Linked DNA regions of Homo sapiens: region 2 is linked to region 1. A link is an interaction called in ENCODE POLR2A ChIA-PET data of the cell type or tissue named here. Cell type or tissue: PC-9. All regions are shown on one strand. Each heading gives the region's core, and the rest is flanking DNA. Links, peaks and the distances in the headings are about the cores only.

Region 1 (16,252 bases), core at 7,682-10,181:
CCATTACAATAGGCCGTGTCCTCCTTTCTCAAACCTTGGCTCAGAGGCGAGGCTTGTAGTTCACTGCTGCATTCTGCTGGGAGAACCATGGTGACCCTCTGGGTCATGGTCCCGACTGGGACACCGTATTTTCGTGCTTCTTGTTTTTATTGTTCCTCTATTTCTTTTTCTTTTGAGTCCAATCTTCAGTCAAGCCTTCCGTGTGAATGATAGTGGCCACTTGGGGATCTCCATCTGCATTTTATTGTATGGCCACGCAAAACCTTTTATCTAATTCCTAGAAGACATCGATTGCTGCATAGCTTGGTGGGTGAAGAATGGAAAAGCACAATCTCACTTTATTTTGCTGGTGGCTTTGCCCTCCCTTTCCTACAAGCAGTCATTCAGGCCTAATGGTTCTGTTCCTCCTAATTATTCATTTGTTCATTCGTTCATTAATTCATTCAGTCTGCCATTCAATATATATTTATCAAGCATCCACTATGTTCCAGGTGCGATTCCAGGCTTCAGAGATAGAACAGTGAATCAAACTGATAATGCCCCCCTCTCCAGGAGCCAGCATTCTAGCGAGAGAGAATGACTTGCTGAATTGTTTCAGTTGGAACTTTTTTTAGACTCTGAACCTTGGAAAAAGTCCACTTTCCATGGGCTTATTAAATGTGCTGAATCAGACAGTTGGTGCTGTTTACTAGAGATCAGGGTTCAACCAGCTTTAGCTGCATGACCCAGAACATTTGATTTTATGATTTACAAAATAAAAAGTTATGGCCCTCTGCAGATGTCCCATCTAATTTGCTCATTGTGTTCCTTAGAGGCAATGTGGTATTGTGAAAAAAGCAAGACCAAGCTTTGCGGTTCAAGTGGCCCGTGCTTGCTGGGCCTCAGTTTCCTGATCTGTAGAATGAGGCTGGATAAATCTAAGTTTCTCTCCAACTCTACAGTCTGATGGTTCTAGTACTACAAGATCAAGATTTTTTTCCTAAAGAGCCATTTGTCTTATTTTAGCTTCAAGCCAAGCCAGGGCATCTGAGAAATACCAAGCCTCCGTTGTGATGTGTCGCCATGAAAATGTTGGCTGCCCTCTGGATGCAAGTCTGCTTGTGCTGTGCTGTGGCTCAGAGTTAAATTTAGATAAAAATCAGTTAGGAGCTAAGAATATTCCCAGCTTTCCTGACAGGTTGTATCCATCATTATGGGAGGAAAAACAAGGAACTGGCTGCCTGGCGACAGGGAGCGGGCCAGGCTGAGTGTGAGGTCAGGCCTCGGCTGGAATCTCACGGACTTGAAAGGACAGAGACGTTTCCTGAGATGTCTGCGGCAGAATGTGGGAGGCTTCAGCCTGAGGAAAGTTCAAGTTGGAGAGAAAGGTTGCCAGACCTTTGAGTGACCCACACTGCTTATAACTTCTAGAAGGTTCTTTTAGGGAAACCTGCTTAGAATGAAACCCTGAAACGTCCTTTGCTGCCTCCTTAACAACTTGCATTAGAGAGTTTCTTCAGCCAAAAGGCGAATGTCTGTTGAGTGGAAAGGAGAGGACGGAGTCGATGTTGTCCCCTGTGAGATGTCATGTCTCAGGCAGTATGCTGGACATTCCCGAGACGCCAGCTCTGCTCAGGTGACTTGTGTGCCCTGCCCTTGTAAGCCTCGAATTACTCATCGTGAAATTGAGGTCAAGCCACTCACTCACAGACAGGGCTGTGGTAACAATAAAATGAAGGGTGCTTAGCACATTGAAAATAACTCAGGCAGTGTTCCATTATTGCTATGGGCTGGGCGTGGTGGCTCACGCCTATAATCCCAGCACTTTAGGAGGCCAAGGTGGGTGAATCTCTTGAGCCCATGAGTTTGAGACCAGCCTGGGCAACATGGTGAAACTTCATCTGTACAAAAAATAAAAAATTAGGCAGGCATAGTGGCACGTGCCTGTGGTCCCAGCAACTAGGGAGGATGAAGTGGGAGGATTGCTTGAGCCTGGGAGGTCGAGGCTGCGGTGAGCTGTGATAGCACCATTGCACAATCTAAACTGGGCCACAGAGCAAGACCTCGTCTCCAAAGGAAAAAAAAAAAAAAGACCACCATGATTGTTCTAGTATTGTTTATTGTTGTGCCCTCCTGGGCCAAACGAGGAGGGGTGGGAGCTGCCCTGGGTGTGCCTATGAGGAGGGCCTTGTGGTCTTGTGGAGTCACTCAGATGTGCTTTCAATCTGAGCTCCCCCACTTCCTAGCTATAGGACCTTTGTTAAATTCATCTTTGAGTCTCAGTCCCCACTCCTCAGAAATGGGTATGACATGTACTTTCTAAAGCTATTCTAAGAATGGCATGCAGTTGTCATTAATTAAAACACGCAGCACACGGTAGGTATTCAACAAACATGGGGAATTGTGTATCATCGTCAGTAGAGGATGCTCTCAAATTACACTAACTCTGCTAAAATCCAGGCCAGGATTGTGATTCGTTGGGAAGCCTTGGGGAAGTTGCTTCGCCATTCTGAACTTCAGTTTCTTCTTCTGTAAAATGGAAGTAATAACAATAGTATCAGCTTTCTATAGTTACTATGAGGATTAGATGACATAAGGCATGTAAATCCATTAGCAGTGTCTGGCATGCAGTAAACCCCTCAATAACTGTTAGCGCTTTCCTTCCTGCCCCTCTCAATTCTTCCAGGACCCAGGTGAAGAGAACAGTCCTATGCTTTGTTCCTTCTGATGTACAATACTGTCATATAAACCCACTCATTTTTTTCTCACTTTCTCTCTCTGCCTCTGCTGCTGCTGTCACCAGTCCATCGCTCTGTTGGTTGCCAAGAGTAAGAGAGCGACTAGGTTGGTAAGTAATTTCAAATAAAACAGACACCAGTCTACACACAGAGCAGAGGTTTGAGTGACATGGACACTAACCCGTTTACCGGGTGCCACTGGCGATCTGGCCTTGTCGAGGAAGGAGGGAGGCTGTGCTAATTTGCTCTCCCACCTGTGTGGCTCCCGGGTGTAGACAGAGCGTTGAGCTCATTTCTCCTGCGCTCCTCTCAGTGGCCTTTGGCTGGCAAAGCTGTTTGTCTCCCCTTCTAGTTTTCTGCTGCAGCCATTTGGACAGTGTTGATTAGTTTTCCTGAGGTGCTGTTTGGGCGTCTCCCCAGCCACCTAGGTACAGATGGAGTGTGTTTGGCTTGTGATGGTGACAGAGGGGCGGCTGCCCTTCCTCGTACTTCTTCTGGCATTGAAGAAGCAGCTCTGAAATCTCCAACTGGGATAGGCCAAGAAAATTTGGATGTGGATACATGAATGCCTGGTTTCCTCTGAAGGTAGTCAGGTCTCAGGCGGCCAAGATCACTGGGAAGAAATGTGACTTTGCATTTGAAGTTCTCATTTGGGGAGACTTGGAGTTATCAGTCTCAGCTGGCTCCAGCCCAGAACAGATTAACTTTTATGAAATGATTGTCTCCAAACACACTTACTAAATGCAAAAACCTGCTGTGGCTCCACAGGCACCATGGGGCGGGGTGAGCTGCAGAGCTTCACTCTAGCTGGGATTGCTCTGCAGTCTGGCCCCCAGAGCATGGTGGGCCGGGAGGAGGAACCCCTGATTTAGATGCTGAAAACCTAGGCTTTGCTCTTGGCCCACCACTAATGAGTTGTAGGACCTAGGGAAATGGAGAAAGGCATACTGCTTCACAGGGAACACCTCAGGGCCCATCTCCAGGACTTTTTGTGGAGGGAATGGGAGGCCTCTGTGGCATTTTGATTCACAAATAGCTAATATTGAATTACAATGCATTCCTTGCCCCCCCCTCCCCACCCCGTGACATTGGACTGCCTACTTGTCCCTTGAACTTCAGCTTTTTCATCTGTAATACAGACATGATAAAATTCTGTTTGTCAGCATCTTCCAGGAAGCAGACATCAAGACAGGACTGTACATTCAAGGATTTTATTAAAAGAAACAGGTTAGGAGAATGGTCAGATAGCAATGCAAGTCTGATCTCTACTGAAGGAAAGAAGAAGGGGCAGTTGTAGGGAAGGGTCCTAGATTGCCAAGGAGGGTCCACAATGCCATCAGGGAGTCCTGCAGCCAAACTCAGCTGTCAGAGGAGTCCCATGTCTCCCAGGAATAGGTTTGTCTCAGTACCCCTGCTGGGTTCCGCTATTGCCTCTGGAATCAGCCCATGAGAAGTGCAGTCTGGTGCCCACACAGCTACAGTGATGGATTTCAGAGCACAGCAGCTGGAGCCGTTGGTCAATTTCATTGCCTGTAGTTGGAGGTCTGCGAAGAGCATTGATTCTCATGGGTACCACAAATACCTACACTGCCAGACGGCTATAAGGATAAGAGATGAATGTATGGTAAGTCTTACTTAAAGGATGATGTATGTGTGTACATGGGTACGTGTCTGTGTGTATATTCTTGGCTGTAAAATGCAGAAGGAGTAAACTAGACATGGAATCAGGAATCCTAGAAGGAGAAAAGGACTCTGCTCCTGGCCTTCAAATTTGCCCCTTAATTTAATCCTTCCCTTAACAGGGAAGTCAGGTACCCAAGGTCACAAAGTTAGACTGCAGCATGCCTCGGATTTGAACCCCGGTTGAAGTCTTGTGATGTTAACATTTTATGGCCCGATTGCTGTCACAGGCTTAAGATAGGGACCATTCAACCTGACAGCAGACGTCTCTCTCTCTCTTTTGCCATACCTAGAATTATGCCTGATATGCAGAGAGTACTCGCCAAATATTTGAGTGATGAATTCATTAACTGCAAGCTGAGCCCTTTAAACAAGCTTGTCCAACCCGTGTCTTGTGGGCCACATGTGGCTCAAGACGGAATGTAAATTTGTAAACTTTCTTAAAACATTGAGATTTTTTTACATTTTTTTTTTTTTTTTAGTTCATCAGCTATTGTTAGTGTTAGTGTATTTTATGTGTGGCCCCAGACAATTCTTATTCCAGTGTGGCCCAGGGAAGATCGGACACCTCTGCCTTTAAGCTTGGTATCTGGTCTAGCTCACCTAGACTCCATTTGGGTATTCCCCCCTTTTAGGCCTCCCTAATAGTGCTGTTCCTATGGGGAGGCTGGGATGCTTAGGTGAGAAGGACATCTTCCCTTTTTGCTGCCCACGAGGTGGGGGCATAAAGAGCCACTTGTGGCTAGAAAAGCAGGTGCATTGCAGGCATTAGCAGCTCAGCCCAAGAGTGTGAGCTTCCTTTCTCTGGAGTCTCTAGGCTGAAAGGGTCTTGGGAGGGGCATTCTGAGTTTTGGCTTTCAGAGCAGGCATTTATGGGGGAAGTGGGGAGTGGCAGAGTCAACCTAAAGCCCCCTTGTTACTGTCCTTGCAGTTGTTAAGCTCACTGTGGTCATAGAGAATTGCCCATGGAGATTCCAAACAGATGTCTATTCTAGTTTCCCATTTCTGATATGTGGGCCTCTTAGACTTTAGCTTTCTCACCCTCAACATACTCTAATTTGGCTGAACCTTTGTTTTTTTTCTTGGCCAAGAGCCTTGTCATTCTGGCATCTATAATTTTGGAGATTTGAGTGGCTGGCAACTGATAGAGTGCAGAAAGGCAGTGATCTTAGGGGACATTCCCATGGCATCAGCATGGGCATTTTTTATTTTTCCAAAAATCGGCCAGACTGAGGGTACAAATGGTTGTGACTGTCGTTAAGGACTTATTGAAGTCTTGCTTCACACTTTACTCAAGGCTATTTCCCACTCAGTAAAGGCAGCGTCTGCATCAAACACCCAATGTTTAAGGTAGTACCAAGCAGACAACAAACCTTTTTCTCTTACGGGGCTTAGTAGATGCTTATTGAAAATATATGAACTTTCGTTGACAAGATAATGCTACAGAAGGTTGTGGCTTCTTTCTTCCCTTTCTCAACCTCCCTCTGGTCTTTATCCTCAAATAACATTTTTGCCTGTTTCTTTTAAGCCAAATATGTGGAATTCAGAGATGAGTAAGACACAACCTCTGCCCTCAAGAAACTCACTGCCTCCCAGCCTGTTGTTTTAGTTTCGAGTTGAGTTGATGAAAGTATCTAAAGAAACATTGTTTTTAAGGTTTAGGATTCACATATGGAGGACAGTGTGATAAGATACACCCAGCAAACCGGAAGCCAGAGCAGTATATCAGCAACCATAACAGTCATAAACTGAGAACTTACTTTGTTCTTTTCTGCAGAATAGCCAAGGCATATTTTTGTGGATCATTTTTCTTCATGATGCATAACATGAAACATAAGGGTAATCTCTTCTCACAAATGGGGAAACAGAGTTAAAGGACTTCTTCAAAATCCTAGCTTTGAAACCGACACTCGACTACCACAGAACCATTTCTCTAAGAGGTGGACATCGGCAGCTTTCTAGATGAACAGGTCACAGAAGAATTTGGGGATTCAGCATGAGAGTGTATATGAAGCCTTTGGTACATTTTCTGAGTGCTTACTAAACATCCAATACAGTCAGTAGCTCTCATTTTTATTTTTATCATTGTTCATGTCATTTTCTCATTCCCCAGCTCTGGGGGCAGTTGGTGCATGGCTGTCACCCAGGACCCATGGACAATCCCCAAGGGCCAAATAACGCTGAAATTGGCATTGACCAAGGCTGCGGCCAAATGCCAGCCCATCAAGGCAAATGAGTCAGTTTGCCAGTGTCTGACCCAAGCCTAGGAGAAGAAACAAACCAGCCTCCCTCTCTCTAGTTCTTTGAAAGTAAGCCCTTAGCCTGATATGTTTGTTGCAGGATAGACCTGTGGCCCTCATAGTGCTCAGAACTGTCAGCAGAACTTCTTCACTGGAAGAAGGAAGATGCACATCTTTCATGGAGGTTGTGCTGTCTATCTGGGACAAAGGGGGAATCCGTTACAAAATCTGCTTCTTTTTGAAGCTGCACATTCAGAAACAGACTATGGCTAAGTGACACACTGGAGCAGATGGGCCAGGGCTGTGCTGGATTTGAAAAAGGCCCTCCTTCCTGAGCAGAATTAATGGAGCTCAGGTCTGGGGAGGGTGAGCGCACTCTTGGCAGGCAGCTGTCTTGTGTGACTTGTGCTGCACTCATCTGTGAAACATGTTGGATCTGAGAAATGAGTCTTGAATCCTGGGTCATGTTAGCATCAGAATCATCTTCTGTTAATTACATGAGACAATACATGTGAGGTGCTTAGAGCAGTGCCTGGAACACAGCTCACGTTCAGGAAATGCAAATACTTGTCAGCCCCAGCAACTTCTTCTGCTTTTAGTTGAGGGCTCTTTTCTTAAATCAGTATTGTGGGCTTTGAGATGGTATTTCAAGGAAACAGAATTTCCTACTCTGTTTAGGACTTGAACCAAGTACCCCCTAACCTCTCCCCAACCCCTCCCAACAAAAATGCACAGATTTTATTTAATTTTTCTTTTCAGAATCTTTATCCCTTAGAACCTAGACTTCTAGAATGACAAATATATTTAATATGGTTTCACAGAGTTTGTCTGGACCCCTTTTTGAGGAGAATTCTGGGGCTGATTTCAGACCCAGAGAAAAAGGATATAATGATTGATGAGTGATGTCTGTCACGGGTGCGAGAGAAGGGTGGGAGGTATGTGTGCCATGCTTTTACCATCTCTAACTAAATGAACTTCAAGGCCCAATTTCCTCGGTGAAGATGAATGCAAGGCTTATTTCCGAAGATGATGCCACTCTGGAGAGCAGCTGAGACCTCAACAGCTGTTTATCTTCCTGGTCATGTTTCTGGTTTCTGGCTGTTTCTTTTAACAAGGGGTCAGTAACTGAGGGCTTCTCCACATCTGCAGGGAGTTTCCTGCAGAATTAGGATGTGTAAAATAAACCCACAAAATCAAAGCCCCAAACAGATGCTGGAGATTATTTCACACTTGAGGTCATCCTTCTTGGAGAAGGGCATGGGGGTGGGTTGTCGGGGAATGATGTGGAAGGCCAAACCTGAGGGGCTGGACTGCAGCAGAACACAGTCAATGAAAAAAAGAATCTCAATCATTGGGGAGAGATCACCTCGGTGGATGGCCTTTCGCATTGCAATCCATTAGGAAGAGGAAATAAAGTGATGGAGGCCATCCCCTGCTCAGCCAGCACATGTGAGGCATGTTCACACACTGTCTCCCTCTCCCCACAAAATGCTCAAGCTTCTAGAATGTTTTTAATCAAGGGATTTAGGGCAGTGTTTTTCAACTTCTAGAATAAAAATGTTACAACCTTGGTCTGAGTGGTGAGGGCCCAAAGATACAGGGAAGGAAGTGGTAGATAACAAATACATTAATACCCTTTATTATGAGTTCATAATATTTTGTTAAATCTGAAATTCAGTTGTCATTTAAACAGAAGAGATTCAAATTCAAGTTATAGAAAAGTTAAAATTTCTAATTAGCAATATTTAAAGCAAGGAATTTTATACTTTATCATTTTAACTGTTAAGGGAAAAAAGTAATTTGAGTGTGATTGTTTTTCTTAAAGTTGAAGATCAGTATCCAGAATGTTTGGAGTTATCACTGGTCATGAACTATATTCCACGTGGAACCATATCTGAGTTTGTTTTGAAGTACCACATGTTCAAATCACTGAATTAGACTTTTTAAGAGACATAAAGTGTTATATTTCTGTAAGAGGTGCTTTCCAAACCCAAATCTAAAAATTTATCATTTCTGTTCCTTAAAGTATCATTTTAATTTACAACTTATTTTCCCTTATTTGGCAATTTGGATACAGTGTCTGAAGCAGTAAATGGATTTAACCCCAATCTAATTTTTCTGTAAGAAGTAGGAGAGAGTCTAAGAATGACATACAAACCTGTCAAACCTGTTAAAACGAGCTAGACTTTCACACTTTCACCGGTGGAAAATGCTGTTCCTTCATGTCAACTGAAGGTAACTTTGATCACATTTTAGTACATGCCTTAGGGTGGCAAAGGGCAGTTTTTGCAAGGCACAGTTTACTTGAGGGCCTTCCAATCCTTGGGCTAAATCAGAGAGAGAGGGGAGAGGGAGTGTGTGCGTGCATGCATGTGCTTTGTTTTGGAGAGAAGTGGGAGGCAAGGAGGAAAGAGAAGGACTGTAATGATGTAGTGACCGCCTTGGTCCTGGGCTAGGCAGAGGAAGTCTGTGCATGTGGATGTGTCTTAGTTGGGTACAACACTGAAAACATGAAGTGGTCATTTTCCAACCCAAGAACTGTAAGGGGTGGTAGTGGCTGCAGCAGCCAGGCCAGTGGTAGGGTCTAGAGTGGCCCCACCTGGACATACAGCATGTGGTTGCATTCCAGTCCAGGGGGACCGAGGGTAGAGCCAGGCCCAATGCCCTTGTGGGAGCCAGGAGTGAAAAGTGGGCAGAGCCTGAGGCAGTGGGAGGAAACCTGCCCCTGGAGGGCTTGATGCTCCTTACTCAGTGTTTCAGCCCAGGAGAAAAACCGCAAATACTTGCCTTGTGAGCCAAACCCTAGCTTAACAAGGATCAGCTAGTTAACATGTGAAAAGTTGTCCCAAATGGAAACTGGATAAACAGGTCTGGCCTGATAAATAGCTAAAAGGTTTCCCAGTCAGGGATGGGGTGAGAGAGGCTTGGACATTCTGGCCCGCAGGTCATTAATTATGCAAATTCTTACTGGGCTCTGGGAGGTTCTCAAGAACTTGGGCCCTGGGAGAGAGGGCCCCTCAGCCAGGCTGGAAGATGAGGCTCTGCCTGAACACTTGAGGAGGGCCTTTGCATACCCCAGGTGAACCTAGTAGAGGCTGAGCCCACCGGAGACGTTCCCAGCAGGCTTGAGTAAAGGTTAGGAAAGTGATTTCTGCATGCAATGTGATGTAGGCAGAAATGGGCAATTCGAAGGTCAAATGGGGCTCTCATTTACTAATGACTGTGGGCAACTTTCTGGTCCTTCCAGCCTCAGCCGCTTCCCTGTGTAAACTGGTGGAGCTGATAAGTTCCTGGAAGGATTATGAGGATTAACTGGAAAAATGTATGTAAAATGCCTTGTTGTACCTAGAAAAGAATTGTGCTCATATTTTTCTTCCCTGTTCTATCATTAAACTGTTCCCCCATCAATGCCCCAAAATCTTATCTGCTTATTTTTCTCTAAGAACTGGGTTCAAAATATGGTTTCAAACACTGAAGAATCAGAAGTTTGAGCTTTGAATCCTGGAGTTTCCCTAATTAGCTGTGTGACCTTGAGCCAATCCTACAGTCTTGGTATCCCATGAAATGGGAGGATTCTCCAGGTGATGGCTTAGGTACCCCCACCCCCCGCCCCACTCTGAGCTTCTTTCCGAACACTCAGCAGTAGGACAGGAAGATCTGAAAGCAAGGGGTCTGCTTCATGTAGCATGATAAACACTCTTTGGACCGGAGTCTGAACACTTATAGATATCAGGGAGGTTCACATTGCTCCAGTTCATACTCGCGCGTGGATCCTAGAATTGGGCCATGAGGTAATGCCGAGAGTATGTGAACTGTTATAAATTAATACACTGATCTACTCTGCAGTGAGGTTCTTTCGGCTCTGATTTCTCCTTTTATGGTGTCTTTAGAGACAGGCAGGAGGTTAGGAGGTAGTTGACAGAGGAGTTACAAACACGTGTATTCACTGCATCAGGGCTGGAGCTTAGCTTTTGTTTTTGAGTTAGTTCTGTTGTTTGGGCTTGGTTAATCTGTGCCCAAACACTGAGATTATTAGAAGGAAAAGACACCCTTAACTGGCCTCTTGCAGCAACAGACACTTGGTGGGAGGTAAGAGAAGGGGGAAATGGGACAAGGGAGAAAAGACCTTCCAACTCTACCCAACCGAGTGGACCTATGAAAGACTGAAATCTCCAGTTTAATGTAGCCAGAACTGAGGTCAGGGTCTGGCCATTGTCTGGAAACCAGAGTTGGAGTTCTGGGGCTGTCAGTGAAGACCTGTCTGTCCTAAAGGTCACCTCTGTTTCTATAGAAACAGGTGCCTGAGTGACCAGTGTTTACGAGTTAAAAGCAGGCTCCTTGCAGGACATCACACTGTGTCTTGCTCCAGCCACTGGCCATCTCTGCGGCCTCGCCTCTTCTCAGGACATTTTGTCCTGACCTCACCTACCCTGAGATCTTTTTGTTAGCTTTGTGTTCTGCCCTTAAGATATCACTTAAGAACTCCCTCTGGGTTCTTCATAGCATTTTAGCATTCTTAGTATGTTTTATCTCCATTAAACTTTTTCAGTGTTCTATGCTGAGTTTTTTGTATTTTTTGTCTCTGTCTACCCAAACTGTTACTTCTGCCTGAGCCTCCCTTTTATTGATTTTTTTAATCCAGAAATACTCCTACTCATCCTTCCAAACCCCCAAGTTTAATGACTCAGGAAATCTTTGCCGACCCTCTCAGATATTTAATTATCCCCTCCCCCAACCGTCACCTCTGTACTTTGCACAAATGTCCCATGAAGCTGATCACAGTGCATTACTTTATATTTTTTTACTTGCCTTGTCACTCTCTAACAATATAACCTCATTAAAAATGAGAGCCGTACATTATCTATTATCGATCAGGTATGGGGTGTAGTGTTTAAGAGATGGGTTGCCTGCATTAAAATCCCAGCACTACCTAGTATGGTAGGAACTTCTCTGTCATAACTTGAGATAAGTTCTTAATTGCCCTGTGCCTCAGTTTCCTAATCTCTAAAATTGGAATAATAAAAGTAACTACCTCATAGGGATGTTATGAGGATTAAATGGTAAATATGTGTAAAGCAGATAAGTGCTCAGTAAGTTTTAACTTTTTTTTTTTTGAGATGGAGTCTTACTCTGTCACCCAGGCTAGAGTGCAGTGGCGCGATCTCCGCTCACTGCAACCTCTGCCTCCTGGGTTCAAGGAATTCTCCTGCCTCAGCCTCCCAAGTAGCTGAAATTACAGTCGCGTGCCACCATGCCCGGCTAATTTTTGTATTTTTAGTAGAGACAGGCTTTCGTCATGTTGTCCAGGCTGGTCTTGAACTCCTGACCTCAGGTGATCCGCCCACCTTGCCCTCCCAAAGAGTTGGGAGTACAGACATGAGCCACTGCACCTGGCCAAGTCTTAGTTATTCTTGATGTTGATCCGAATTTCTAGGCTTCATTATTGCATTTGGACCTTAACACTTAATCAGTAGATGTTTGCAGGTTGGCTTTGTACTGTGTGTCTCCCTGACTGGACCGTGTGCTTGCTGAGGCAGTGTGCGGGTACACCTGCTCCTTGGCATATGCCTTGGCTTCACATCTTGCCAGGATGGGTCTCTCGTCCCCATTTCATAGATGAGGAACCCAAGGCTCAGAGAGGTTGAAGGACTTGCTGAAGGTCACTTTAAAGACCAGAATATGGTAGAAGTCCTGGAACTCTGAATGGGAGCTTAGACCCGGTGCTTCCAAAATGCCATCCACCCTGTAGCTTTAAGGCTCTGGACCCTGAAACCAAATCCATGAGGGATGAGCTGGAAGAGCCAGGCCGTGTGACCCATTTTCCGCTGTGCTGGGAGCTTGCGCACCCTCTGGAGCTTCCTTGCTGTGACTGCCTTCCACTTCCTAGGCTGTCTTTTGTAGGTCCATGTTTGGGCCTTAATGAGCATCCAGAGACTTTTTTTTTTTTTTTTTTTTGCGACACAGTTTTACTCTGTCACCCAGCCTGGAGTGCAATGGTGCAATCTCTGCTTGCTGCAACCTCTGCCTGCTGGGTTCAAGCAATTCTCCTGCCTCAACCTCCTGAGTAGCTGAGATTACAGGTGCCCACCACCACACCTGGCTAATATTTTTAGTAGAGACAGAGTTTCGTCATGTTGACCAGGGTAGTCTTGAACTCTTGAGCTCAGGTGGTCCACCCACCTCTGCCTCCCAAAGTCCTAGGATTACAGGCGTGAGCCACCGTGCCCAGCCCCAGAGATTATTTTCATAAGCTTTCCCTGGGAGTTCACTTATGAAAACGGGTTGGGAGGGTCTACACTGGTCCCTACAGTTCCTGGGGTAGATGTGCAGGTAATGGTCTCCCCATTGTTTCCCAGTGTCTTGCATTTCCTCTCTCTCCCATTTCTTTTTTCTTTTGTTGCCTTGCCTTTTCTTTTCTATTGTCTCTTCTGTCTTCCCTCTCTCTCCCTTTTTTTTTTCCTTTTAATTACATTTATTTTAATGCTGAATTTACTCCCGTGCCATAAGTTTTTGTTTCTTCAGTTTCTTCTGGGATATCTTTTTCTTCTGGGCAACCTCCTCTTCTGGTTTAGGAACAATCTGTTCCTTTTCCGTAAGGATCATCTCAATGTGGCAGGGAGAGCTCATGTATGGGTTAATCCGACCATGAGCTCTGTAGGTCCGGCGGTGCATCTTAGGTGCTTTGTTCACTTGGATATGCTCAATGACCAGAGAATCTACATCTAAACCCTTAAGTTCAGCATTACTCTCTGCGTTTTTAAGCATGTGCAGCAAGAATTCAGCACTCTTTTTGGGCCACCGACCTTGTGTCCAGCCCCACTGCTTGGCCTGCGCACACCTGCCAACTCCACCGTTGTAATGTCGGAATGGTACACACTGTTTCTGTAAAGTGACATCTTTCAGATACTTCGTGGCTTTTCGTATATGCATACCCTTGATGGCCTGAGCAGTTTCACGAGTGTTCTTAAAGTGAACACGAAGATTGGAACCTCTTGATTTGCCTGATTTCGTGGGGTTCTCCGGGTCAAGTGAATAGCGAACCATTTTCACAGATTACCTCAGGCTGCTTAGGAAAAGAGCTCTCTCCCTTTTCTTCCTTTTTTCTCCTACCTCCCTCACAACCCTCTTTTCTTCCTTCCTTCCTTTCCTTTCATTTGGTTTATTTCCACCTACTAGGTTTTTATTATATTTCATCTAGAATAATGACCTTAATGCTCTAACGATTTTTTTTTCTAAAAGTAGCTTGTGTTCAACATAAAGTATTCAAACAATCCAATTGAAAGCCAAGAAGACAGTAAAAAATTACTCCATATCCTACCACAGAGGATTAACTCTTGTTAACAGTAGATGAGGATAGTCACAGCTGTCTGTAACAGGAGATGGGGAGGGGTAGAATAAGTGGATTGATGGGTGGACATGCAGATGCAGAAACTGATACATCCTTTGATTGACTGAAACGCTTCTTCATAAAAAAAAAAGGTGGGGGACAGTAGGTGTTATTTAATAACATCTACTAAATCCCATTTATTTCCTGGAGTTTAAAAATAACATAGCTGATGAGGTTTTAAAATACGCTTTGGGAACCTGGAACAGAGAGAGTTTGTGTTACAGAGACTGCCACGGGGAGTGCACAGTACTCACGGTGCACATGATGCGTAGAAGAAAGAAATGGGGGCTTGTGCTGGGCTTGCACTCTTGGTCCTCTGCCTGCAGGCACTTGGAGATCCTGAAGTCAGAGGACAGCCTGAAAACAGGAGAGAAGAAACAACAGGGGTGCAGTCTCAGCATGGGAGTCCCTCCCTTCTCTGACCCCCACCTTGAGCTGATCGCCATGCAGGTTAATAGCTTTCACTCCGGGTTTCCTTGCCTTCCCCCTGCCCACCCCCAACTTCTGCCCCTGCCCTGGTGTGCCCTGGCAGGCGCAGACCCTGCAGTGGCTGCACAGTGGCCCTTGGGGACATTCCGTGGCTACAGCCACTTTGGCTACTCTGACATGTTCGTCCTTGTTCTCCAGGCAGCCGTGTTGGAGGGGATCCCACCTCAGCCATGGACGGTGCCTGAAGCGGCCCTCCCCACCCCACAGCAGCTGATGGGGGTCCTTGGATACCAACTAGATGTCTTCTTTCTTGTGGCAAATTCTCTTTTGAGGCTGTGTGTGCCAGGCACACCCAGATCCTCAGAGACAGTCCACAAGTGTTGAGCTTCAGAAGGTCTTTGAGTTCCGTTTGTGCTCGAGTTTTTCTGTTCTCTTCCTCCCGACTGGCCCATCTTGCATATAGAAGGGTCTTAAGAGACAGCCTTTGCCATATGCTAAAAGGTTCCATTTTACCCATATGCCAGAGCCTTTGTGCTTACTGGGCATGTATTATCAGAGCTGGGAGGGAAAATTATTTCTTCTCTGGACAAACAAAGTCCACCCCTAAATGATCTGCCTTGACTAAGCCAGTGGCTCATGCCTGTAATCCCAACATTTTGGGAGGCAGAGGTGGAGGCTCTCTTAAGGCCAGAAGTTCAAGACCAGCCTGCATAATATAGCGAGACCCTATCTCTAGTAGGTAGGTAGGTAGATAGATGGATATATTAGATATAAAGAGAGATAGATGGATATGTTAGATGAATTAGATAGATTAGATAGACCCTGTCTCTACTGATTGATTGATAAATAATAAATAGCCTGCCTTGCCCGCTGTATTAGTTTCCAGGGTATGCCATGACAGATGACTGTAAAGTTAGTGGTTTAAAACAACAAAAATTATTTTCTAACCATCTCAGAGGGGAAAAGTCCAAAGTCAAGGTGTCATCAGGGTTGGCTTCGTCTGGAGTCTCTGAGGGTGAATCCTCACTTTCCTCTTCCAGCTTTTGGTGGCACCCAGCAATCACTGGCCTTCCTTGACTTTTAGGCACATTGCTCAAGCCTCTGTCTTTGTCTTCAAGTGACCTTCTGCTCTGTGTGTTTCTGTGACTGAAAATCCCTGTGCTTTCTCTTATAAGGACACCTGTCACTGGATTTAGGGCCATCCTAAATCTAGGATAATCTCATCTCAGGATTTTTTTTTTTTTTTTTTGAGATAGGGTGTTGCTCTGTTACCCAGGTTGGAGTGCAGCCGCAAAATGGCTCACTGCAGCCTCAGCCTCCCAGGCTCAGATGATCGTCCTACCTCAGCGTCCTGAGCAGCTGGAACTACAGGCATGCACCACCACACCCAGCTAACTTTTTGTATTTTGTGTAGAGACTGGGTCTCACCGTGTCGCCTGGGCTGGTCTTAAACTCCTGGGCTCAAGCAATCAGCCCACCTCACCCTCCCAAAGTGATGGGGGTGGGGTGGGGGTGGGGGTTACAGGCGTGAGCCACTGCACCCAGCCAGGATTCTTTTTTTTTTTTTTTTTTGAGACAGAGTCTCGCTCTGTCGCCCAGGCTGGAGTGCAGTGGCGCGATCTCTGCTCACTGCAAGCTCCGCCTCCCAGGTTCACGCCATTCTCCTGCCTCAGCCTCCCGAGTAGCTGGGACTACAGGTGCCCGCCACCACGCCCGACTAAATTTTGTTTTTGTATTTTTAATAGAGACGGGGTTTCACCGTGTTAGTCAGTATGGTCTCGATCTCCTGACCTCGTGAT
Region 2 (16,252 bases), core at 5,718-8,217, 1.7 Mb before region 1:
GTTTTTTCCTCACTGATCTGCAAATGTGCAGATTTCTGTGATAGGGCCCCTGCCCTCCTCTAATCTTTTCTTAGACCAGTGTTCTACGCATGTGAGATAGCATCCAGACACTCTGGGGTGATTGTCAAACATATAGACTCCTTAGCCCCATCTCTAGACATCTCTTTTGGGGAGCCTGGGGGCCCAGAAATTTGCATGTTCAACAAGCACCCCAAAGAGTCCAAGAAAGTTCTGCACTGCACTGCACTGCACTGCCGCATGATTAAGCCCATCCAGTCCCAAGGCATTGCCGAGTATTTACCTGCTGACAACTCCCCATTTCACATCTCCAGCTCCAGGCTTGTATCTCCAAATCTACTTTATGTCTCCATTTGGATACCACCCAAGCAACTGAACCTGAGCATCTCCAGAAGGAAACTTGATTTTCCTCCCCAAACCATTTTTCCTTAGTCCCATCCCTGGAAACGAAAGCACCAACCTCCAGCAGATCCTCCAGACCTCCCATTCTGCCAGTCCTACGTCCAAAACGTTAACAAATCCTGCCAGCCGTGTTCACCTTCAGAACACTTTTCTACCTGGCTGCATTTCCTTCCTCTGGTACCACTGCCTCTCTACTCCAAGCCACCTTTATCACTGCCCGGATGTCTGCAGTGGATGCCTAAATGGTCTCCTGCCCTAACTCATTCTTCTGCACCAGCTAAGGAGGAAGTATGAAACACACAGCAGCCCCTGTTGCTCCCTTTAGTGGCTTCTCATCGCACTTAGAATGAACTCCCTAGGCCCTATGCCGTCTAGCTGCTGCCCACCTCTCCCCCTCCTCTGTTGTCACTCTGTGCCTTGCTTCATGTTGAACTTCTTTCTGTTCCCTGAATGGGCCAAACACTTTCCTGCCTTAGGGCTTCTGTACATGCTGATCCTTCTGCCCAGAATGCTCTTCCCTGGTTCTTCAAGTGTTTTTGTTTATTTTTATTTATTTATTTTTATTTTATTTTATTTATTTATTTATTTATTTTTTGAGACGGAGTCTCGCTGTGTCGCCCAGGCTGGAGTGCAGTGACGCGATCTCGGCTCACTGCAAGCTCCGCCTCCTGGGTTCACACCATTCTCCTGCCTCAGTCTCCCGAGGACCTGGGACTACAGGTGCCCACCACCACACCCGGCTAATTTTTTGTATTTTTAGTAGAGACGGGGTTTCACCATGTTAGCCAGGATGGTCTCGATCTCCTGACCTTGTGATCCTCCCGCCTCGGCCTCCCAAAGTGCCTTCAAGTGTCTTTGGCTCCTCCCTATCCTTTAGGTTGGAGTTTCCTGACTTCCTTGTTATCATATTATTTCTTTCATCCTATTATTTGTGATCATGGCAATCTGTTTATTCTTCCACAGACACTCATAGTTTTTAACTATACATGTGTTAATAATTACTTATGTCTTTTTGGTTCCTTTTACAAGACAGTGTGTTCTACGAGGGCAGGGACTATTCTGTTTTCCTTACCTAGTGCAGAGTAGCACCTGACAAACATTTGTTGAATGAATGAAGTGAATTTCATTTCATCCAGTTATGTACCATTTGGCTCCAGCCCTGTTATCCTATTGCACTCTATTCTGTTCAGACCTGTTTGCAACTATTCTGCCCTGTGCTGGTCTGCTGAATCCTATTCTATTCTGCTGCATCCTGTTCTAGTCTATTCTGTCCTGTTCCATTCTGTTCTGACCTGGTCTAGTCTACTCTGTCCTGTTTTATTCTGTCCCATCTTGTTCTATTCTATTCCAGCCTGTTCCAGTCTGGTTCTACTCGCTTCGTCTGTTCCATCCTCTCCTATTCTGTTCCATTCTAGTTTGCTTTTTTCGTCCTACTTCTTTCTATCTGTACCATACTATTCTTCTTGCTTCTATTCCATCACATCCTGCCCCAGTCCACACTGTTTGCTCGATTCTCATTGACTTCATCTCATTTAGTCTCACTCCAGCACATTTCACCCCGGTACTTTCCTCAAGCTTTTTGGAATACCTGCTTTGTGCTCAGTCTTCTTCAAGGGAGCCATGCGATTATGAGAGAAAGAAACATCATCCTGGGCCTGAGATGACCCCTCTAAAGGGTGAGTGAATGGGGAGAGAGGAGAGATTGACATCGGGGTCTTCACTGACCTATGATGGGGCGTGCTTGGTTAGGAAGAGAAGGCAATGGCATGAGAGGAAGCAGGGAATGGGCCCTGGAGTGTGGGTGATGCTCTGAGGACTTTAGCATGGGAAACTTAAGCAGGAGCCTGGGGCTGGGGCAGGCAGAGAGTACAAAGTAATGGGAGATCAAGGTGCAAAGGTAGGTTTTTCTCTTTCTGTGGTTGACTGGTGCTTTGATGTTTTCAAAGAAGGACACTTGCATGGTTTGGAAATGACTGTTGGGACACCATCCAGCCTGCTGCCATCAGGACATCAGAAGAGGCAGTGTTGTCCAGTGGAATGGGAATCCCTGGGGAGGCTGCTTAGCCTTTCTAAGCCTCAGTTCCCACATCCGTAAAATGGTCATAATAACACCTACCTTGAGTTTTGTGAAGATAAATAGCTTAGACTCCTGTGCAGAGGGTTGGCAAGCACTCAGTCCAGCACCTGACCTATTGTAGGTGTCCACGCAATGTTCACCCTCTCCTACCTTGCCACTGATCACTCTAGTCCACCCTGATGTTACTAGGTTAGCTCTGAAATCAGTTCTCCCCATTGTGAAATGGAGACAGTGTGAAGCAAGCAGGAAGTATTAGAGAGGCTCTGTAGAATTGTGGTTTTGAGCTTGAAGGGTCTGGATGCATGACAAATGTTTGTTGATTGAATGATTGATTATAGCTCCCTACATCCACCATAATACTTAGCATGGAGGTGGGAGCACATAGGAGGTACCTAATAAATAACCATGGACTTGTAACAAATATAAAAAGAACCTGAAAGAGTAGAAGGTGGGTGACACCCTTTCCAAAGCAGACCAGACAGGTAGATGCTGGGACTGAGCTGATGAAATTTGCACCAAACCTCCAAATATATTCAGAATCAGGGAATTAGGAGACAACGGAGGAGGCTGCCAAAAAGAATTTATCTCTGAAGTGGAGCTTGGGGAATAGCACTAATATTTTCGGAAATTGAAACTCCAACCATGAAATTGCCTATCATTTATCATACATGGTCTCTCAAAGGGGAAACGGGAAAGCATTTAGTCTTATTGCTTTTTAAACACATGATTGCTGAGCATAGCCATCCAGGCTGAGGTTTTAAGAGACAATGTGTCTGAAAGAGTCTGGCCAGCAAGTCACTCCAACCTAATGCAAGGCTGCTCTCTGCAGACTCTCCTATGCCAAGCACCCTGAGCCACGCGTGGTGAGGGTGCAACCCAGGCCAGGCTTGGGTGACTGGGTGTGGTGCCAATTCTAGCTTTCATAGAAAACTCTAAGTCTGAATTTTCCCCCAGCTCCTTCTTGATGCCCAATAGCTATCTCATTATTAAAGTCATTTGCACTTTTAGTTCCAAACTTCTTTGGAAAGGGTCCCACTGATGACTTCCACTTCCACCTCTATATTGATGCTTATCAAATTTCTCTTTCCTAGACCTACTGGGGATTTCAGGCCTCTATGTGAAACCACCACCCAGGTCTCTTCAACTGAAATGCCCATAGGTTCATCAAATGCAGCATGTTTGAACTGTAGACAACATTCTCCCAAGCTTCCTGGCTTGGCAAAAGGCATCCCTGCTGCCCTGAGAGCTGGAACAGACTCTGAGACACAGAATGACAATCGCCCATGTGTGTCAGCAGTTTGAAGGTGGCATTCTGCTATCACAGGGCTCATGATAGTTGATCTCCCAACAAGGGGCAGGTTGAGAATATCCACTAGTGGATCTGAGGTCAGTGAATAGGAAAGGAGGCTGGGGACTTTCTGGAGCAGCTCTTATACAGTGAGCCCAGTGTTTGCACTTGGACTGATATATGTTTGAAATTGTAAGGGAGACAGGAGGTGAGCACAGACTAAAGTCCTCTCAAGCCACCCTTCTGCTCCCAATAAGCTTGTAAGGAGAGCAGGGAAGGAACTGTTAAATTGTTATTACCATCCATAGATGAAGAACCTGAGTTTGCAAGAGACTGTATAACTTATCCAAAGCCACAAAGCTAGAGGTGGTGTCCATGAGATTCCCACCAGGCCTCCTGATGACCAGCATCGTGTTCTTTCTCCTGAACAGAGAAGTGCCCAGGACAATGGCCAGTACACTTGACAGCGAGTCAGAGGATGTGAGTTCTCACTCCTGCATGGCCACTAAAAATACCCAGCTACTGCCTGCTCTGCAGTCCTTGAGTGGGCCCTGGGAAATGGGGGTGTCTATGAAGCAGCCCCCCTGGGGCTCTGCACTCTCCCTGGACAGTGCATTCTCACCTCTGGCTACAGTGACCATCTCTGTACTGATGACATCTGGATCCTCATCTTTAACCCAATCTGTAGGACACCTCTCTTGGGAAACCCTACAGGCACCACTAAGTGAATATGTGTTTTGGGAATTCCAAATTCCTTCCTGGAAATCTTCATCTCGAGCCCTCATTAACTTCCTTCCCGCCAGAAAGGCTCTCAAGTTAGGTTTCACTGATTTTCTCTCACATTTCTTCCAGAACCACCACCACAAATGGTTGTCATGAATGTGCCTTTGCATTCTGTGAGACTACTGTTGATTTTTGCATTGTCCTGCATGCTATCCAATGCCTCTTGTATAAGGATCACTAAGGCAAATGCCTGCTATAATTGAGTCCTGGCCAGGGTTGGGGGTAGGCTGGACACTGAGATCTCTGGAAACAGCAATATTTTTCCTTTTAGTAAACATCCAGACTCAAACATTTCCCTTCATAGCTTGATTACCAGAAAGCTCAGACAAAATGAAGTGCTCCATTCTAGCAATTGTATTAGCCCACATTGTAATATATATTTTTCTTTTTCTTTGTACATGTCAATTTTTTATTGTGGTAAAATATGCATAGCATAAAACTTATTTATTTTATTTTATTTTTTTTGAGACGGAGTCTCGCTCTGTTGCCAAGCTGGAGTGCAATGGCACGATCTCGGCTCACTGCGACCTCCGCCTCCCGGGTTCAAGGGATTCTCCTGCCTCAACCTCCCAAGTAGCTGGGATTACAGGTGCCTGCCACTCTCGGCTAATTTTTGTATTTTTAGTAGAGATGGGGTTTCACCATGTTGGCCAGGTTGGTCTCAAACTCCTGACTTCAGGTGATTCACCTGCCTCTGCCTCCCAAAGTGCTAGGATTACAGGCGTGAGCCATGTGCCTGGCCTAAAACTTATTTTTTTTTTAAACTATTTTTAAGTGTACAGTTCAGCAACATTAAATGCATTCATATTGCTGTGCAGCCATCACCACCATCCATCTGCAATATTTTTTCTTTTATTAAAGATCCAGACTCAAACATTTCTCTTCATAGCCTGGTTACCAGAAAGCTCAGACAAAATGAAGTGCTCCATCCTAGCAATTGTATTAGCCCACGTTGTAATATATATTTTTCTTTTTCTTTGTATATGTCTATTTTTTATTGTGGTAAAATATGCATAGCATAAAACTTTTTAAAAACTATTTTAAGTATATAGTTCAGCAATATTAAATGCATTTATATTGCTGTGCAGCGTCACCACCATCCATCTTCAGAACGTTTTTTAAAATCTTCCCAAACTGAAACCCTATACCCATTAAACAATGATTTCCCATTACCTTCTCCCCTCAACCCCTGACAATCACCATTCTACTTTCTGTCTCTGTGAATTTGGCTTCTCTAGGCACCTCTGTACATGGGACCCTACGGTGTTTGTCCTTTTGTGACTGGCTAATTACACTTAGCATAACATCCTTAAGGTTCACCATGTTGTAGCATGTGCCAGAATTCCCTTCCTTTTATGTATGTATGTAGGTATGTATGTATGTATGTATGTATGTATGTATTTATTTATTTATGACAGTCTCACTCTGTCGCCAAGGTTGGAGTGCAGTGATGTGATCTCAGCTCACTGCAGCCTCCTGCCCACCCCCGGGCTTGAGCGATTCTCCTGCCTCAGCCACCTGAGTAGCTGGGAATACAGGCACGCGCCACCACTCTTGGCTAATTTATTTTTTGTATTTTTAGTAGAGATGGGGTTTCACCATGGTCAGGAGTTGGCCAGGCTGGTCTCAAATTCCTGACTTCAAGTGATCCACCCACCTTGGCCTCCCAAAGTGCTGGGATTACAGGCATGAGCCACCGCGCCTGGCCCCTCCTTTCCTTTGAAAGGCTAAATAATATTTCATTGTATGTATATACCACATTTTCTTTATCCATTGATCCATCAATAGACATCTGGGTTACTTTCACCTCTTGGCTATTGTGAATAATTCTGCTGGGAATATGGGTGTTCAAATCCCGACTTCGAATTCTTTTGGGTCTGTATCTGTACATGGTTTTTAATTTTCTGTTTTAACAGCTTTATTGGATGTATGCCTATTAATATAAGAAGCAAATATACCTGGCCAGGTGCGGTGGCTCACACTTGTTATCCCAGCACTTTGGGAGGCTGAGGCAGGTGTATCATGAGATCAGGAGTTCGAGACCAGCCTGGCCAAGATGGTGAAACCCCGTCTCTACTAAAACTACAAAAATTAGTTGGGTGCGGTGGTGGGCGCCTGTAATCCCTGCTACTTGGGAGGCTGAGGCAGAAGAATCACTTGAACCGGGGAGACGGAGATTGCAGTGAGCCAAGATCACACACTGCTCTCCAGCCTGGGGGAGAGAGAAAACTGTCAAAAAAAAAAAAAAAAAGAAGCAAATATACCTAACCTGTATCGGGTAGCACTGTATGCCTGGCACTGTTCTAGGTTCTGTGATCATTGTAATGTATATTTTACAGTTGGGCAATTGCTCTTTTTTGGAAGAAGATGGAATATCAGTTGTAACAAAGCCATTAACTAACTAAGCTGCCTCTACTTTCTTACTCCTGACATATTCTTCAGCCTGAAGCAACATGACTCCACCCCCAGCACCATGGAAACTGTTTTGGCAAAGGTCACCAGTGACCTTCATGTTGCCAAATCCAGCAGAGAACTTTAGGTCTCTTACTTGCTACTGATTTTGACCCTGTTGACTATTCATCCTTCCTGAACTTCTTCACCGGCACCTGGGACACCACCACTCTGTCCTGGTTTCCCCCTGTTTCCTTTTCTCCTCTGTCCCTTCGAAGGGTCCTTTCCCTTTGCAGACCCTCAAAGGTAGGCACTTTTAATAGCTGTCTCCTTGAGTTGCTATTTTTCTCTCTTGACACTGCCTTTCCTGGTGACTCCCGGTCTTCCATGTCACTGTAGTCACTGCCTCTTGGAGCCGATGACTTCCAAATCTCTACCTCTGGTGTTAGGCTCCATCCTGACCTTCAGTCTCACATATCCAGCCTATTGCATTTCTCTCTAGAATGCTCCACAGTTATCTTAGCCTCAACATGTCCCAAGTGGAGCTCATTTTGGCACCTCCCCCTGACCCACTGCCCAATCTCAGCAAATGACATCACAGACCCAGTTGCCTAAGCCACCAACCAATTGACCGTCTTCCAGTTTATCTTCAGACCTCACCAGTCCCACCTCCTTGCTACTTTTCAGGCTGATCCCTCTTTTCTATTCCTTTTCCTCATTCCAAATTCAGGTCCCATCCTCCCTAGCCTGCAGTGTTAGAACTAGCTGTGGACTGGTCCCCCTCTCTCTAGTCTTGCCCTATTCAAATACATCTTCCACAGCTGCCAGATGGATTAATCTCAAACACAGGGCTGACCATGTCCCCTCTATACTTAAAACTCCCTGTGTCTTCCTGGCCCTTGTAGGATACAATCTGAGCTCTGAGAATGGCATTTACCCCTTCTCCTGCCGCATCATCACCATTGCATGGTCCATCCTTCCTGTGAACGTGCACTGTGTTTCTACTACCCATCAGCAATGATGGGAGGGTACTGGAACTGGAACTGGGTGCAGTGATGAGAAATCAGACATGCTCTGGCCTCACAGCCGGAGGGGAGGGAGATAGTCACCCAAAAAATGTAGCACCACTCAGTCTGGTCCGTTGCATAACGAAAAAGAACCTGGTGACACAGGAGCATAGAAGGGGTAGGACTCGGGGGTGGGGGCAGAGCTCCAAGGAGAGGGAAAGGCCAGTGCCTGATCTTTCCTGGTGGTTCTGTACTCTCTCACTCTGCCTTCAGGATCCATCTCTTCTCCCTCTCCATTAATTCAGGCCTTCTTGATTTCTCACCAGGATTGCTTTAATGTCCTCCTACGTGATCTCCCTGCCTCCATCTCTTGACCCACTTCACCCACTGCTGCCAGAATGTCCTTTCTAAAACCCAAATCTGCCAGCCTGGGCAACATAGTGAGACCCCATCTTTACAAAAAATAGAAAAAATTTAGCTGGGCATGGTGGCATGTGCCTGTAGTCCTAGCTGCTTGGGAGGCTGAGGTGGGAGGATTGCTTGAGCCCGGGAGGCTGAGGTTGCAGTGAGCTGTGATTGTGACACTGCATTCCAGCTTGGGTGACACAGCGAGACCCTGCCTCAAAAACAAAACAAAACAAAGCAAAACAAAAAAGCTCACAAATCTGATCTTATTGCCCTTCAGCTGACAACTCTTTGATGACTGCTACAGTAAAATGTCAACTTCTTGGTGTGACTTCTGAGGCCCTTCACAGTTAGGTTTTCTTCTTTCCTACCTGAGCTGCCCTCCCCTCCTCGCCTCTCCTCCTCTTAGACTGCAACTCTGCCCCACTGCTCATGAGTTGCCGAACAGGGCGTGCGTGTGCGTATCTCCAGCCTTGGGCCATGCCGCCCTCATCACCATATTGCTCCTTCTGCCTTCTCTGTTTCCTGCTTACACGTCAAGGCCCCTCTCTGTGGAGCTGCCTCCTCTCTCTCAAGAAGGATGCATGGATCTGGGAGGATGCAGGATGCATTTCTGTGCCTTTAGGGCTCCTTCTGTGTCCACCTATGCGGAGCCTGACATGCCACAGTTTGCTGGGCAGCCTCTCTCCCAGCCTTAGTGAGCCTCTACAGGGAAAGAAAGATGTCTGGTTCATCTCTTTAATGCTGGGCCATGCAAGGGGTTTGGCAAGGAAAAGCTCCTCAGTAGCTATTTACTGAACACAGGATTCCAAAATCTGACCCTGTCCCAGAAGAGAAGGCACAGCCCCACCTCATGGAACTTTCAGTCTGTCTGGGTGGCACTGGTGGACCAGTCACTGTATTCTCCATTTCTGCCTTACTAGGTGACTCCACTTTTATTTAGGGCAGCAACAGGCAGCTCTTAAAGAAAAAAAAAAACACATATTCCAGAGCTTTGGGAGGCCAAGCAAGAGAACTGCTTGAGACCAGGGGTTTGAGACCAGCCTGGGCAACATAGCGAGACCCTGTCTCTATGAAAAATTTAAAACAATTAGCCAGGTGTGTTGGTGAATGCGTCTAGTCCCAGCTACTGAGAAGGCTGAGGCAGGAGGATCGATTGAGTCCAGGAGTTCAAGACTGCAGTGAGCTATGATTGTGCCACTGCACTCCAACCTGGGCAACAGAGAGAGACCCCATCTCTAAAATGAACGAACAAACAAACTCTGTTTCCCAAATTCTCCTAAAGCTATGGGTGTCCATGTGATGTGGTCTCACCAGTGAGCTATAAGCAGATGTCTCCTAGATGGGGATCCCAGAAAAGTTATTACTATTGTGATGAAAAAGGATAAACTCCCCGGCAGGCCCCATTTTGCCCTTTTCCCTTCCCAGCCTGCCTGTCTGGAATGCTGCCCTGTGAGCAGGAGGGAAGAAGCCACAATGTGGATGGTGGAGCAGGAAAGGAGTAGGCGCTGGGGGCCCTGTGTGGGATGAGAAGTTTCCATTCCATTCAAAAGGTGGTGAAAGCCACTGGAGGGTTTTAAGCAGGGAAGTGGCATGGCCTGATTTCCACTGTACAAAGCTGACCCTGGCTGACTCACGGTGAGTGCATTGGGAGGGCAAGAGTGAAGGCAAGGGCCTGGCCTGGGGGGTCCACCCTCCTTCAGCCTAGAGGCACCAGTTTCCACAGAGATGCCCATTGGCCTGGCCCTTATGGTCCCTTCAGAGCCCAAACATTGCTGGAAACTTTGCCCAGGAATGTGATGCCTGGGGCCACCAAGAGCACACCACGCCACCTTTGCCTGTCCATTCTGCAGATGAGCAATACAGACCCGGAAAGGCCTAAGGCTGCTTAGCTCTAAAATAATGGCTCACTCACCCAGTGCTTCTAATGTGGGGCCTAATCACTTGTGGTTAGAGAGGGAGCCCCACGTTCGGTCAGGAAGGGGTGGGGGCTGCAGGTAGGGGAGGGCATCACTGATGCCCAGGAGACAGACTTTAGTTCAGCAGTGAGGCAGTGCTGGCCCAGATTGGGGTGGCCATGGGGAGAAGGAGGAATGTGGACAGACTGGGATGTGTGTTGGGGGTGGGATGGTCAGGGACTTGCTGATAGCTTGGGTGTGCGGGATGAAGAGGGGAATTCGAGCTAACTCTGGGATATTTTGCTTAAGCACCTGAGTGGGTGGTGATGTCATTGACAGAGGTGGGAAGTCTAGGGAGCAGGGAGGAGGAGCAAGTTTGCAGCAAAAGCTAAGAGTTTGGTTTTAGCCATATGCATTAATTTTGAGATGGCTCCTAGTCATTCTCCTGCAGTTGAATACACACCCTGGGAGTTCCAAGGAGCAGCCAGGACTGGAGATGGAGGCGTGGAGTCAATGACGGAGACCTGGTATTTGATGCAATTGGATGGGATGAAGTTATCTTGGGACCATTGGGAAAGAAGAAAAGAAAGAGGCCGGGGGGTTCCCCCTGAGATTATCCTGCACATAGAGACTGGGACATGTGGCAGAGTTGGCTGAATAGACTGAGAAGGAGCAGACAGGGAGTAGGAAGAAACCCAGGAGAGGGAGCAGTGGAGGCCAAGTATAAAGCATTATAGGAAGTGGGAAGAGGTCCTGAATCAATCACTGCTGAAAGTTCAAGTGAAAGGAAAAGAAAGTGAACTGGACACTTAGGGGTCGGTGGTGACATGATGAATGCTGAGTCAGCTAAGCCATGGGGACAGAATGCCCACTAAGAAAGTGGAGGCAGGAGGTGCAGACGATTTTTTAAACACTTTTTGCAGTGAAGGGGAGCAGAACATTGAGATGGAAGCTGGAGAGAGAAGTGGAGCCCAATGGAGCTGTTTGTTTATCACAGGAGATCCTAGAGCAGCCTGTTGTGGATGACCTAATGGAGAAAGAGGAAGCGATGTGCAGAAGGAGGAGGTATCTACGGTTCAGATAACAGAAGTGGGATCCAAAACCCACATGGAGGGAATGGCCTTGGGCAGAGCAGTGGCCTTCATCCACAGGAGCAGGAGGGAGGCTGCCAGGTTTCACGATGGGAAGATGACTTTTCTGATTTATGCTATTTCCTGAGCAAAGCATGAGGCAAGTGAGGCTGGGGGTAGTGAGGGGTGTGGGGAGAGGAGAAAGGCTGAGACAGTTGCTCTGGAGAATGGGAACGTGCAAGACAACGGTAGCAGTGCTGTGGAACAACACCAGGGCCCAATTGAGATTTCAGGCTATGAATTTAGAGGAAGCCAGTCTGTTTTTTCTCTACCTTTATTTTGCTGTGTGGGTGCAGGCATTGAGTAGGTGGGTAGTTGGATTTAACCCAGGTTGAGCATGGTCTTTAAGTATGAAGAAGTAAGGGGAGAAAAGAAGATGAAAGATGGATGTGATGGCAGAGGGCTGATGGTGGTGACAGAGGAGGGTGAGGGGTGGGAGGGCTTGGCGAGGCGGAGGGATCACTTGTCATCTGGAAGGATGACAGGTGGTCTCCCGGTGGGATGTTTGAAGTGGAGATTGTGTGGATGGTGCCGTGTTCATGATGGTACAAGATGTGATGCCCGTGGGAGTAGGTGGGGAGGAGGGTGACAAATGGTTGGACCGACCTGGTAGAGGAAGAGAGAGGCACCAGTGTTGGGTGGATCTGCAAAGTGGATGTTGAAGTCACCAAAACTGATGATAGGATGAGGGTGGGGAGGAAGACAGGGCAGATGTGTCAGTTAAGTCTGTGATGAATGTGAGGTGCAACCCGGTGGGGCAGTGGTGACAGGTAGAGTGTATGGACATGGATTCAGAGAGGATGGCACTTAGAAAGGGAAAGGGAGGGCAAATGTTTTGGAAAAGGCAATCCCAGGGTCTGTGGGGGCGTGGGAGAGGAAACAGGGGGAACTGGTGTGTTGGGGGCAGCCAGGTGTCAGTTAGGGAGAGTTCAAAACAGAGGCTGAGGGTATGGGCTTGCTTGTAATGACAGGGTCTGAGTCCCCAGCACCGAGAGAGGGTGCTGTTCCTGGAGGCTGGAGGTCTCAGTTTCTGTGGGAGGCTTAGATTCCACATCTGTGTGGTTTCAAGTTCCTCAGAAGCAGAATGGTGTCATGGTCACTTTTGAGTGGGTGATAGGATGCTACGGAATGAGGGGTATGGGCTCAGCCCTGGACTTGCAGGAGCTTTCTAGCTGTGCCTGGGCTGATGGGCATGGAGTGCCCAGCCAGGCAAACCCACCAGTTGGTAGTAGGAGGCTGATGGCCTCACTTGTGGTGGGAGGCCCCGCCCTCCACGCTGTCCAAGTTTTGCAGATAAGAGACGAAACACATTTCGAGGGCAACTGAGCACTGGACACCATGCTGTGGCTTGGCAGGTGCCCGCAGCACAGGTGTGTGGGTAATTGTGTTACATGGGAAGATGCACAAAACCACCAGCCCTGGGCTGGCCTTGGGGGCAGGAGCAGAGAGGGGCTGGGCAGAGGTGGGACAGGGACATTACCTTCTTGCAACGAGAAGACACCTCAGGGCACAAGCCCAGGTTGGTGAGAACATTTGCATTTCTTTAAACAAATGCCAGAGAGATGGGGGAAATTCAGGCCAGTTTCCATAGAGATGCCCACTGGCCTAGCCTTTATGTTCCCTGCAGAGCCCAAACATTGCTGGAAAGTTTGCTCAGGAATGTGATGCCTGGGGCCACCAAGAATACACCATGCCACCTTTGCCTGTCCATTTTGCGGCTCAGCAGTACAGACCTAGAGAGGCCTAAGGCTGCTTAGCTCTAAAATAATGGATCACTCACCCAGTGCTTCGAATGTGGGGCCTAATCACTTGTGGTTAGAGAGGGAGCCCCACGTTCAGTCAGGAAGGGGTGGGGGCTGCAGGTAGGGGAGGGCATCACTGATGCCCAGGAGAGAGAAGAGGCTTCCTGGAGGAAGCGGATCTGAGCAGGACCTGGGCGGATGAGCTGGATATGGGGATCTGTGAGGATAGGCAGGGCTTTCCTGGGGCGGGGAATAGAGTGGACAAAGGTGTGGTAGTGGAAGAGTCGGCATGTTGCTGGGACAGTGAGGTGTTTGCTGAGTCTGTTTTCAGGCTGCAGAATTAACTGTTCAACTTGGCTGCTTTTGCACAGCTAGATTTAGGTAACCTCTTAGGCTGCTGTCAGCCTGACTACCTTCTTTAGACTCTAAGCTCGTTGGCTGGAAGGGAAAAGACTGTTCACCTGGTCTGCCCAGGCGGTCTCACTTAATCTTCTCATTAGCTCCTAGGAGCAGATGCTCTTGCGTCCATTGTGCAGCTAAGGAAGCTGAGGACCCACTGAAGGCTGAGGGTTTGACCCATCCCTCCCACTGCCTACAGGGCTGTGGACAGAGCTAGGAGCATATGTTGTGCACTCCTGACTGGGCATCCAGGAAGAGAGAAGACTCAGATAATCCCAAGGGCATCCCCTCAAAGTCTGATGGCCCTCTGCCCCTCTTTGGGCCTGTCTTGTAGAGCAGCAGGAAGAGCTATGAAGTCAGAAGCCCAGGCCAGGACTCCAGCCCTGCCCCTTACTGGCTGGACCACCTTGGACCAGCCAATACCCTCTCTGCCTCTGTTGCCCAATCTCTAGCATGAAGGGCTGTGCTGAACAATCTCCAAGTCCCTTCAGCTCTATAAGCTGGGGCCACTAAGCTTCATTTTTTGCCTCCAGCCTGCTGAAGGCTGAGAACTTGGTTCGTGCCTGCCTCTGGCCTTCCTCAGCCATGGATTCGATGCTTCTTGGTCTCCTCTTACTCAAACACGTCAGAAGCTGAGACCTGTCTCAACATAACCTCATGCCAGGGGGTATTGTGTCAAATGGGCTCACCTGTTGGTCCCAGCCCCATTCCTTATGAGCCTTTTGAATCTGTATTCCCCACTGAAAGCAGACATTCACTCAATCAAGCATGTGATAGATGCCCTAGGGCTGTGATACTGGCAGCTGCCATTGACTGAGTGCCTACTATGTCAGACGCATTCCATATTTTGCATCTGTACACTCTTCCTGCCAGGAATGGAGTTGTTTCCCTGTTATGCTGTTGACAAACTGCAGCCCAGAAAGGTTAAGTGACTTGACTAAGCTCTCACGACTTGGAAGTGGAAGAGTGGGGATTAGAACCCAGAACTCTGTGACTTCAAAGCCTGGGCTCCTGCCGTGTGACATATCAGTGAGATGCCCATTCCTGGCTGGGCCCTAGGATCCAGAAACATCACATCAGTGACCCTGCCTGCCCACAGGGCACCCTCAGCAGCTTCTCCTCCTCAAGCCCAGGAGTCTATAATCCTGGGCTATTCCCTTTCTGGGGCCACTCCCCAGAAAGGACAGTCAGACCCCCTGGGTGGTCTTTCTGTGGCATCGAGTGGACAGGGGCCTCCCTCTCTGGCTTGGGCAGGCAGGCGTGTGCTACTGTCGTCTCTAGGCAGCCATCGGATGAATAACTGATGGTGATTAGCTAAATCATAACATTGCTCATGCCATGCATAAGTGATGAGCCAACTGGTGCCAGGCCGCGATGAGAGGCAGTGAGCACCCCCACCTCACCCCCCAGCCCGGAGAAGCCACCACCGCGCTGCCTCCCTGTGTTATCTGGCACATCAAGTGCTGCGACAATGAATATAGATTGACCTTATTATAGCAGCCGGCTGCTGGTGCCAGGCGCAGCCAGGCATACTTTGCACAAATTAAAGGTGTCAGCATGTAATTTACGGTTCATGGCAAAAAGGGGTGGTAGGGGTAGGGGAGGCACTGAGGCAGGTAGAAAGGAAGGTGGGCTGGCTGTGGGGCTGGCACCAGGAGCCCAGGCGCTAATGACAGGAGGCGCAGCCGTGGTGTCATTTTCATCCCGGTTTGCTCATTTTTAGCTATTTCTTGCTCAAGGGGGGCAGCCCCCTCTCCTGAGCCCTCCCCAACATGCTCTGTGTGCATGTGTGCGTGTGTGTATTTTTCAGCTAAATTACTGGTTTTACCTGAAGAGCGTAAAGTAGGTGTGCTAATTTACAGCTCGGCAGATAAAGCCGCAGCGTGCAGCGCTGTCTGGGAAGCCTGTGATCCGACATCATTTTACTAACACACCCGAGAGCAGCTTGACACATTGAGTCGGGCCTGTGATTAAAGTTGTAGTCTTCTTTCCCCCTCCCTCTCTCTTCTCCAACACGGAGAACAGATTAAACTCTAAGTAATAGATCTCGGTTTTCTTGCCATCCCACTGATATACACAGTACACAGTTTGACACAAAGAGTAAGTTATACATCACAAACAACAGCCTCTGCTCTTTACCGCCCAGAATTAATTTTCCATTTGCTACGCTTCCCTCCTCTCCAAGCCCATTTTCCTGTCCAGCAGGGCTCTCTCCTCTCTTGAAAAGGCAGGTGAGGAGAAGTGCAGGTCAGGCCTGGAAGAGGTGGCTCGGGACAGAGTTTAACCCTTATGGTTTAAGGATGAGGAAACAGAGACCTGGAGAGAAGCGACTTCCTGATGTCGCCCTTTGTGTCTGTGGCAGTGGTGAGGCTCAAACCTGTCTTCTGGTTGATAAGCCAGGCCCCACCTCCCATGCCCAGACAGCAGAGGCTGCCCGAGGAGCTGCTTGTTTGTTTGCCCTGCTATTCCCAGCAACCTGCCAGCAAACTGTCTCTGCTTCTCTGCTCTGCTCTGTGCCCCAGGAGGGGACCTCTAAGGGCTGCCCATGCCTCTGACCACTGCCTGGGCTTGGCCAGCGGGAGATACCAGAATGAGAAGCAACAGTGGGAGGAGAGAGGGGCTGGGCTATTTCTCCTCTGCTTCTCCCTCTGGGACGTGTGTCTCGGAAGAGCTGCCTCCCTCTGTGACTGCGCTCCTGTGGGGCGGCCCCTC

The links. Peaks named below come from ENCODE experiments on the same cell type or tissue, not always from the same donor. Only the 100,000 strongest peaks of a DNase experiment are listed, where the experiment ranks them.
Region 2: POLR2A ChIA-PET joins it to region 1 with 6 read pairs; 1 of 35 experiments calls an interaction of 5 or more read pairs at or near these places.

Annotation. Positions count from the first base shown.
Region 1 is chr15:71,328,032-71,344,283 of GRCh38, forward strand. The region is part of intron 6 of THSD4 (thrombospondin type 1 domain containing 4); the gene reads left to right. It also overlaps the pseudogene RPL17P39. Among named protein-coding and RNA genes, the nearest start is that of THSD4-AS1, 150 kb to the left of the region's middle. In PC-9, for the core only: no CTCF peak of the experiment used is centred there; DNase peaks (open chromatin) are centred at 8,860 and 9,500; H3K4me3 peaks cover 636 bases; H3K27ac peaks cover 2,500 bases.
Region 2 is chr15:69,649,767-69,666,018 of GRCh38, forward strand. All of the region lies in intron 1 of PCAT29 (prostate cancer associated transcript 29), which reads left to right. Among named protein-coding and RNA genes, the nearest start is that of PCAT29, 66 kb to the left of the region's middle. RefSeq lists an enhancer at 15,294-15,909. In PC-9, for the core only: no CTCF peak of the experiment used is centred there; no DNase peak of the experiment used is centred there.